Linked DNA regions of Homo sapiens: region 2 is linked to region 1. Evidence: read pairs that join two places in POLR2A ChIA-PET (ENCODE). Cell type or tissue: MCF 10A. All regions are shown on one strand. Links, peaks and the distances in the headings refer to the core of each region. The heading gives the core; the rest is flanking DNA.

Evidence for each region. Peaks named below come from ENCODE experiments on the same cell type or tissue, not always from the same donor. Only the 100,000 strongest peaks of a DNase experiment are listed, where the experiment ranks them.
Region 2: POLR2A ChIA-PET joins it to region 1 with 5 read pairs; 2 of 35 experiments call an interaction of 5 or more read pairs at or near these places.

The regions. Positions count from the first base shown.
Region 1 is chr3:19,547,626-19,553,016 of GRCh38, forward strand. No RefSeq gene overlaps it. Among named protein-coding and RNA genes, the nearest start is that of MIR4791, 240 kb to the left of the region's middle. In MCF 10A, for the core only: no CTCF peak of the experiment used is centred there; no DNase peak of the experiment used is centred there.
Region 2 is chr3:19,455,028-19,460,418 of GRCh38, forward strand. It overlaps KCNH8 (potassium voltage-gated channel subfamily H member 8), which reads left to right. Exons shown (of 16, transcript NM_144633.3): 11 at 1,741-1,955. The region is part of intron 1 of LOC105376982 (a long non-coding RNA gene); the gene reads right to left. Among named protein-coding and RNA genes, the nearest start is that of MIR4791, 140 kb to the left of the region's middle. In MCF 10A, for the core only: no CTCF peak of the experiment used is centred there; a DNase peak (open chromatin) is centred at 2,644.

The DNA.
Region 1 (5,391 bases), core at 275-5,274:
AGATTCTTAGGTTTGCCACTGAAGCTTTCTTTTAGAACCAAACCCTTGTTATTTATAAAGCTTGAGACTAAACAGAAAATTTCTCTGCCCTTCTTTGCCACCCCTCCTCCCATTCCTTCCTTGTTGCCCTCTTCCCTTTCTCTCTTCAATTCATGCCTATACTTGAAATATCAACACAAGGAAGTTGGCTTAAATGTGAGATAAAATATTTCCATCATCTGCTCAAGAGACTTCTGCCAAATATCAAGGTTGTTGACTCACATGGAGTGTAAATATACTCTAAAAACCATATGTCAGGGGACCTTGGCTTACATTATTCACTTGGGTCTGCTCAGAAGTAGGCTACTCAGAGAGGGCTATATCAGACACCACCGTAAAAGCAAAGGTATAGTGTGATTGCTTTTTTATTGCTCTGAATCAAATCAGAAGGGGTGATTCACTTGCTGTGATACATTTATTGAGAAACACACAGCTCAACTTTTCATTTACAGAGAGGATATTTGACAGAATAAAGGGGGCTTCAGATTTTTTTCTAAGTAAGCATCTGCATTAGTTTCAATAGTCATGACTCCTCCCTTCACTACAACAGTTGTAGATAGCTAAGTGCGAAAAGCAGCTTCTGGCATAGCCCCAATGATCCTTACTTCCTGGTGTGCACACTTGTGAAATCCTCTCCCCTTGAGTGTAGGCTGAACCTAATGACTTTCTTCTAACATATAGAATACAGCAAATATAATGTGATATCACTTCCATTATTAGGTAACAAAAGACTGTGACTTCTCTCTTGCTGGTATTTTCTCTCTCAGGTTCTTCTCAGTTACTGTGATAGAAAGTATCACAAGGCAAAGGACTGAGGACAGCCTCTGGCCAACATCCAGTAAGGAACTGAGGCCTTCATCCCAGTAGATGGAAGAGAATTGAATCTTATCAACAACCACTGAGTGAGCCTGGGGCTGATCCTTCTCCAGTTGGCCCTTGAGTTCAACCTTGAAGCCACTGACTATATTTTTTTTTAATTTTTAAAGTTGATACACAAAAGCTATACATATTTGTGGTATACAACATGATGTTTTGAAATATGTACACATTGTAGAATGACTAATTAACATATGTATTATCTCAAATACTTATATTTTATTTGTGGTGAGGATACTTGAAATCTACTCTATTAACAAATTTCAAGATTATAATACATTGTTATTAACTATAGTCACAAACTGTGCAATAAAGTCCCTGCTTATATCTTAATGGCAGCCTGTGAAACCCTGACAGAGGATCTAGTCAAGCTGTGCTCAAATTCCAGACCCGCACAATCTGTAAAATAATAAATATGTGTTGTTTTATACTGCTAAATTTCAGTATAATTTGTTACACAGCAAGTAGATAGCTAATACAATAAGAATGGCGGGGATATGCCCTTAAATTGAGCAGAAACCAAAACATCCCTTCTCAGCATAAAAGTAGCACAAAACAAAAAACAAGAAAAAAGGAAAAAAACGTTATGGGCATAGGATTGCTTGGTGAGCATGACATAGGTAAAAAGGAATACAGCAGCTTAATAGATATGTCATCCAGAGTTGAACAGCTCTTAGTCTAAGAAAAGACTAAAAAGCAATGTTCCCTCTGATGCACAGGACTGGAAAACTTTTCTGATTTTTTTTTGCCCCTTTCAGCCAGACCATCCTATTACAATATAATTGACTAGGTTTCTATTTCCCATAGTTATCTCAGTACCTGCAACCCTTCAACCATGCTGATTGGTTTGCTTGGTTTCCAAGCCTCTTGGCAAATGGTTCCACTGTCCATCTTACACTGATCTCATAGTTTCCATCTCATTTTTACCCCAGTAACTACAGTATTATTAGCTCCACTTTATTCATAAGGAAGTCTGAGAGAGGTCATATTACATACAAGTGGAAGAACCAATAATAGAATCTAGTATCAAAGGATCTTCCCTTGGATCATTCAACTTCTCAATACCATTCCTTCTCAATTCTTTGTAGAAATATAAAATAAATTTCAAGACATACATTGAATTGTGTTCATAGCTCCTGTTTCTACCAATTTCTGCACTAACATCTTGTACTTAATACTAATCTCTTATCTTCTTGGGTTTATGGTCCCTGAACCCTCAGAAATTCCTTCTGATCTTTTACCCTAGCATGTTAAAATCTCAGAATCCAGTACCTGAGAATCTTTCCCAAACATTCTTTCTTGCCTTTTTTTAAAGCTTAGAAAGGCATGAATTTTGAAGTCTAACATACCTGGGTTCCAATTCTGGTTCTATGATTCAGTATGACACTAGCTGTGGGTCTGCCATATACGACTTTTATTATGTGGTATTATGTTTCTTCTATACTCAGTTTTTCAAAGGGTTTTTTTTTTTAATCATGAAGGATGTTGCATTTTATCAAATGCTTTTCAGCCTCCATTGAAATGATCATAGGATTTTGTCCTCCATTCTGTTGATATGATGTATAACATTGAAATATTCACATATTTTGAAACATCTTTGTGTCCCTGGGATAAATCCCATTTGGTCATGATGAATGATCTGTTTAATGTATTGTTTCATGCAGTTTCCTACTATTTTGTTGAGGATTTTTCATGAATATTAATCAAAGATGTTGGCCTGTAGTTTCCTTTTGTGATGTGTTTTTGTCCGGTTTTGGTATCAGGGTAATACTGACCTCATAAAATGTGTTCAGAAGTACTCCCTCCTCTATTTCTCAGAATAGTTTGAGTAGGATTTGTATTAGATATTTTTATTTATTCATTTTTTTGAGATAGGGTCTTACTCTTTCATCCAAGCTGGAGTGCAGTGGTACAATCATGGCTCACTGCAATCTCAAACTCCCTGTCTCAAGCAATCTCCCTACCCCAGCCTCCCCAGTAGCTAGGACAACAGGCATGTACCACCAAGCCTGGCTAATTTTTGTACTTTTTGTAGAGATGGGGTCTTGCCATGTTGCCCAGACTGGTCTCGAACTCCTGGACTCAAGTGATTCTCCTGCTTCAGCTTCCCAAATTTTGGGGATTACAGGTGAGTTATTTAAAGGTTTGGTAGAATTCAGCAGTGGGGCAATTGGGTCCCAGGTATTTATTTACTGGGACACTTTACATGACAATTTTGATCTTGTTACTTGTTATTGGTCTGTTAAGGTTTTGGATCTCTTCATGGTTTAAACTTGGTAGGTTGTGTCTAGGAATTTATTTCCCCTAGATTTTCCAATTTATTGTCATACAGTTGCTCACTTAAGATCCTTTGAATTTCTGTGATATCAGTTGTAATGTCTCTTTATTCATTTTTATCTGAGTCTTCTCCCTTTTTTTCTTCATCTGTCTGGCTAAAGATTTGTCAATTTTGCTTGTCTTTTCAAAAAAACAGTTTTTGGTTTCATTGATCTTTTGCTTATTTTTCTTCATTTCAAATTCATTTATTTACACTCTGATCCTTATTATTTCTTTTTTTCTACTAATTTTGGGTTTAGTTAGCTCTTGCTTTTCTAATTCTTTAAGATGCATCATTAAATTGTTTACTTGCTGTTTTTCCTCTTTTTAAACATAGGCGCTTATAGCTATAAACTTCTGAGTACTGTTTTTGCTGCATCCCATAGGTTTTGGTATGTTGTGTTTCCATTATCATTTGTTTCAAGAAATTTTTCAATTTCCTTCTTATTTTCTTCAATAACCCGCTAATCATTCAGACATAATGTTTAATTTCTAGGTGTTTCTATAGTTTCCAAAATTCCTCGTTATTGATTTCTAGTCTTATTCCATTGTGGTCAGAGAAGATGTTTCATATTATTTCAATTTTTTTGAATGTTTTAAGACTTGTTTTGTGACCTAACATATGGTCTATCCTTGAGAATGATCCTTGTGCTGAGAAAAAATGTGTATTTTGCAGCCACTGGATGAAATGTTCTGTAAATATTGATTAGGTCCATTTGGTCTATAGTACACATTAAGTCTGATGTTTCTTTGTTGATTTTCTATCTGGGAGATGTATCCAATGTGAAAGTGGAATCTTGAAGTCTCCAGCTATTATTGTATTGAGGTCTGTCTCTTTCTTTAGCTTTAATGATATTTCCTTTACATATCTGGGTGCTTCAATGTTGGGTACACATAGATTTACAATCATTATAGCCTCTTGTTAAGCTGACCCCTTTATCATTATAAAATAAATTTCTTTGTCTCTTCTTACAGTTTTTGTCTTACTCCTGCTCTTTTTTTGTTTCCATTGGCCCATGGAATATCTTTTTTAATACCTTTATTTTCAGTCTATGTGTATCTTTATAGGTAAAGTGTGTTTCTTGTAGGCAACAGGTCACTGAGTCTTATTTTTTCATCCATTCAGCTACTCTATGTCTTTTGATTAGTGAATTTATTCCATTTAAATTCAATGTTATTATTGATAAGTAGGGACTTACTCCTGCCTCTTGCCATTTGTTTTCTGGTTGTTTTGCAGTCTTCTCTCTCTTCTTTCCTTTCTTCCTATCTTCCTTTTAGTGAAAGTGGTTTTCTCTGCTGGTATGCTTTAATTTCTTGCTTTTTATTGTGTATCCATTGTATGCTTTTTGATTTGAGGCCTTGAAAATACTATCCTATAACCTATTATTTTAAGTTGATGACACTTAAAACTTATTACATAAACAAACAAATATGCAAAAAGAAAACAAAAACTCTACACTTTCACTTTGTCCCCTTGCTTTTTAACTTTTTGTTGTTTCTCTTCACATCTTATTTTACTCTCTACGTCTTGAAAAGTTTTTGTAGTTATTATTATATGTTTGATTGGTTCATCATTTAGTCATTCTACTGAAGATAAAAGTACTGTATATACCACAATTACAGTGTTATAAAATTTTGTGTTTTTCTGTGTACTTACTATTACGATGGAATTTTGTACCTTCAGATGGTTTCTTCAGGCTCATTAACAAACTTTTTTTTTCTTTTTTTTGAGACAGAGGCTCACTCTTGTTGCCCAAGCTGGAGTACAATGGCACAATCTTGGCTCACCACAACCTCCGCCTCCTGGATTCAAGTGATTCTCCTGCCTCAGCCTCCCAAGTAGCTGGGATTACAAGCATGCACCATCACGCCCGGCTAATTTTGTATTTTTAGTAGAGTCAGGGTTTCTCCATGTTGGTCAGGCTGGTCTTGAACTCCTGACCTCAGGCAATCTACCTGCCTCGGCCCCCCAAAGTGCTAGGATTACAGGCATGAGCCACCGTACCTGGCCAACATCCTTTTCTTTCAAATTGAAGAACTCTGTTTTGCATTTCTTTTAGGATAGGTCTATTGTTAATAAAATCCTTCAGCTTTTGTTTGTCTGGGAATGTCTTTATTTCCCCTTTGTGCTTGAGGAATATTTTCACCAAATACACTGTT
Region 2 (5,391 bases), core at 130-5,129, 93 kb before region 1:
CCTGTAGATATTTAGCACATGTTCACTCTGCCAATGAAAAAAAGCTAATGTTCTTCTTCCTCACAACAGCTGTCCAACCATAAACTTGTTCTAGCAACTTTCTTGTCCAGTCAAGATGTGCAGACATTTCTTAATCTGATACCTGGAAAGGGTAGGGGCAGGAATTTGTTATGGGGCTAGAATGTGTTTGCCTTGTACACCTTGATTTCATGTCCAGGTAATAGTGTTTCCCCCACCAATTTCTTCATTGTTTTAAAAGAAAATGGCAAAGCCTGAATAAATGTACTCTCCACAGAACATTAGTCTGCCTAATTATAACTAAACGTAAGTTATAGCTCTAACCTGGGTGGTTTGCAGATGCATCCCATCACCTTATGTTTTTCAATGAAAGAGTAACTGATTAGCAAAGATCAATAGTATAATGCTGAAAAATGGAGCCCACAAGGAAATCTTTCTCATCTTTTAGAAATAAGGATACTGAGACCCAAAGTTACTTAAAAACTTAACTAAAGGTCCTAAATCTAGACAGTAAGAAGGCCACAAGACTGTAAAATTAGTGAGGTAGTTTTAGGTAATGAGGTGAATACCAACATGGTATTCACCAGTACCTGCTTGCCAGGACTCAATACAAGGTCCAGCACGCGTGGTCAGTTCTCCATAAATATTCATTGAACGAATAAATGAAGTGGAATTCTTTCTAGGATGCCAAGATTGGCAGGATGTTGGTGCTGTTTTTATAGCTAATGTCATTGTGACTGAAATAGCCATACCATGGCAACCCAAAGTATGAAAAGTATGATGACCCGAAAGTTATTGCAGACACTAGTTGCTTAGCAGAGAATGTGAATGCTTATTGTGCAAGAGACTGCATCATGATAAATTCTCCTCAAATATACAAAATTTAAAAATTTGCTGTATTCAAAACATTTTGGCTATATTTACATCCTGCATCAGTATCCAACTTTGAGTTTTGAGCAGCAAGTTAGATTTCTAATGAAATATACAAGAAACAAAATTTCCAAGTTTAGCAATATTGACAACAATAAATCAGACTTAAATTCTTCCACACCATGTGGCTATGTATTATTCCTAGTGTCTATAAATATAGATTTTAGTCTACTTTTTCTTCTACCAAAATAGGCTAAATTTCAAGGTTTAAGTCCAGTACTAACTTGAAGATAATACCTAGTTGTAATCTAATAATTTTAAAACTCTATTTTTTATTTGACATACATATTTATGAAAAACTCAGATATTCATAGTCAATTTGACATGTTTTCTTTTACTGTCAAATCTGATAAAACAGACTTGTATTGAAGCCTGCTACATACCAGGGACTTTGCTTCCACAAATGCTGGGCACAATAAAAAATAAAAATTTTAAACAATGCTGGGTACAATAAAAAATTTAAAAGTTAAAAAAATTGTTGAATGGGAAGTAGAGGCCATTTGTCATAATAACATTCCAAAGATATAGCTTGCTTGCTGCTTGTTGTTGTTAGTTAAAATTTGTTAGTTGTTGGTTCTTTATGAAATTGAGCATAATGGCCATAAAACAAATAAAAGCTAAAGCCCAGGTATGATGCTATTGTATGCCAAAGTTGAAAAGCCCTGCCCCAAGGTAAACATTCTTCTCTTTTCAGTGTAATCTCACTGAAAAATGAAGCCTGTAAGTCAAATGAGGTTATCAGTCCTAAGCTTGCTTTTTTTTTTTGAAAATGATCTCTCTCTCTCTTTCTAGGGAAAGGGGATTTAATTGGAGCAAATCTATCAATTAAGGACCAAGTGATCAAGACCAATGCAGATGTAAAGGCTTTAACCTACTGTGATCTCCAGTGTATCATCCTCAAAGGACTCTTTGAAGTGCTAGACCTTTACCCAGAATATGCTCACAAATTCGTGGAAGACATTCAGCATGACCTCACATACAACCTCCGAGAAGGTCATGAGAGTGATGTAAGTCCCATTTCTAATTAGTGCTAAGACCTAATAACATTGGGCCTGGAGATCATTTGTAACAGTAAAGGCAGATGTCATGACCTCACCTTAAAAAGTCTCTGAATATCTAAGACGTGAATATTCAGCCACCAGTTAAGCAATTAAATAATTAGCGAGAAGCCAAACCTAGAGTTTGTTATTAACATTCTAGGAAAATATTTTTCATGAATGACTTCTCAACTCAGTTTCTTTCTTGTTTCTTTTCATATGCTTAAAACTACAATCCATTTCAGTTATATATAACATTAGGTAGAGATGTGTGATTTCTCCAGAATTTAAAGATTTCCAGATGAAGTATATGGTTCAGTTTGCTGTGTTTGTAATTGTTCACTACTCCAATTGCTTGACATAGATTTTGCTTAAAAATAATCTTTTATTTAATGGTACACAAAACAGTCTATCTTAAAGTGAGTAAATATGCATAAAAGGATTCAAGCGAAGGATTGTCACACTGAAAGCATAATGAACATTTTATGCAATTATATATTTGCTGCAAGTTTCGTATTAGACAAACAGCTTTCCTGTCAAAATATGTACTATACTGCATCCTGTGATTAAGCTGATCGTGAACATGACTTCATTAGATGTCTCAGAGAGAGACATGATTTAATAGGAATGATTGTTGAAAGGCAAGCCAAGGCATGCATAGCATTGTGTAACAACAAGCCTTTATATGCTGTCTTGAGCTTTGTCCCAGATATTTGTAACTCTTGATTTTTTTCCTATGTACTTAAGAAGCTATGGTTTGGACCAACCCATATTGTGCAGATATTCATGTCAATCATTAGTATTCTCTGCTTTGAAAGGTAGAAAGAAAACTTAAATTGTGTATTATTTTATCTTGGTTGGGGCTATCTAATGACAGTAAGTATGTAGATAATATCCCATTATGAGGTTCAAGATGACCAGTTTTGCATATATGCTTCTCTCCATTGTTGATAGCAAACAGCAGAGTAGGTACCAACATTTACTGGCTATGTTTTATGTGTTAAGCACTCTACCTATGTAAAGCATCTCATTTATTGCTTAAGACAAATCTTTAAGGTAAGTCTTGATCTATTTTTATGGAAGAGAAAACAAATTCAGAATGGTTAAATCACGTGTGTATGTTCACACATACTTGCAGGTGGCTGGGTCAGAGTTTCAACATAGGTATCAGAGTTTAAAACATATATTGTTTCTGTTAAATATGTTGCCTCATCTTGAAATCCTTTTCATGTCTTTTAAAAAAAATCAGTAGATTGAATTTTAAAACTACAGGTGTCTTTTGTGCTCACCATGACAGCATAAAATGACAATTGTTTTGAAAATCAAAGGTGAGTTAGGGGGTGGAAGTAATCAAAGAGAAGAAGAAATTAGCAAAGAGAGAAAAATCGCTAATATTCCTCAGCATAGAAAGTGGGAAATATTGGATCTCAATCTCTATTTTATTTCATTTGACTTATTAAGGATCCTTATCTTTTTAAAAAATTCGTGGCATACAAAATGATGTTTTCAAATATGTATACATTTTGGAATGGCTAAATCACGCTAATTAATGTATGCATTTCCTCACGTTTATCATTTATTTGTGGTGAGAACACTTAAAATCTCCTCCCTTAGCAATTTTCAAGTGTACAATACATCGTTATTAACTAGAGTCACCATGTTGTACAACAGATCTCTTGAACTTATTTCTCCTAGCTTAAACTCTGTATCCTTTAAGCAACGTCTTTCTAATCTCTTCTGGACCTGCAGCCCCAGCTCATGGTAACCATCATTGTACTCTCTGCTTCTTTGAGTTCAAGGTATTTTAGATTCAGTATATAAATGAGATCATGTAGTATTTGTCTTTCTATACGTGGCATATTTCACTAAGCATAATGACCTCCAGTTTCATCCATGTTGTGGCAAATGACAGGATTATCTTCTTTTTTAAGGCTGAATAGTATTTCATTGTGTATGTATACCACATTTTCTTTATTCATTTGTCTGTTGTTGGACACTTAGGTTAATTCTGTATCTTGGCTATTATGAATAATGCTGCAATGAAAATGGGAGTGCATATATCTCTTTAAGATACTGATTTCATTCCTTTGGATATATACCCAGTATTAGGACTTCCAGATCATATGGTACTTCTATTTTTAATTTTTTTAAAGAACTTCCCTACTGTTTTCCATAGTGGCTATAATGATTTACATTTGCACCAACAGTGTGCAGGGGTTCCTTTTTTTTCACATCCTTGCCAAAATTTCTTTGTTGTTGTTTTTTTTAAAATAGCCCTTCTAATAGGTGTGGTTTTAATTTGCATTTTCCTAATGATTAGCAATATTGAGCATATTTTCATATAACTGTTGGCCTTTTGTATGTCTTTTCCTGAGAAAAGTTCATTCTGGTCATCTGTTTTAAAAATCAGGTTATTTAATTTCTTGTTATTGAGTTGTTTATGTATTTATTGTTGTTACTGAGTTGAGTTTATGTATTTTGCATATTAACTCCTTATCAGATGTATGATTTGCAAATATTTTCTCCCATTCTGTAGATTGTCTCTTGATTCTGTTGATTGTTCCTTTTCTGTGCAGAGCTTTTAAATTTGATATAATTCAATTTATCTGTTTTTGCTTTTGTTGCCTGTGCTTTGGAGTCATATCCAAAAACATCATTGTCCAGACCAATGTCATGGAGCTTTCCCCTATGTTTTCTTTTAGAGTTACATAATTTCAGTTCTTACATTTAAGTCTTTATTCATTTTGAATTTGTTTGTATATGGTGTAACATAAAGATCTAATTTTATTCTTCTGCATGTGGAAAAGGAATTTTTATCTTTGATAAAATTTTCATGATTCTTTTTCTATCTTCTAGAACATTAATTATAGTAATTTAAAAATCCCTGTATACCTGAATTATCTCTGGAATTATTTCCATTGTCTGTTATTTTTCTCTTTTTCTGTCTCTCTCTCTCTCTCTCTGTCATTTGTTCTTTTTTGGTCATTTAGTTCTCATTTTAAAAAAGGAAAAGCGGGTGTCAGAATTTTGTTTAAATATAGATGTTGCTTATTAAAGATTGTTCATGTCATTTTCCTCAAAATAAGATTTTCTTTTCACAGGCAAACAGTATCAGCAAACCAACTTAATGCTGACCATAGTTTATTTTAGGCTTTGTTAAGGTGGCATATTTCAATTTTGCCCTCAATCCTGAGGTCTAGCCTTTATTCCTAAAACAGCTTTTCTGGAGTCTCAGCTCAAACCATAGTATGTTTACCAAGGCTCTTCCTATTTAGCAGAGCCTGAGCTCCAGCCTCCATCTCCCCAACACCACGTGACTGCTGAAATCTCTATCCTGTAATTTAGCCTTCTAGGTGCTATTTTAATCTGTTTCTTAGAGTACTACCCCTTGCTGTTCAAGTTAGGA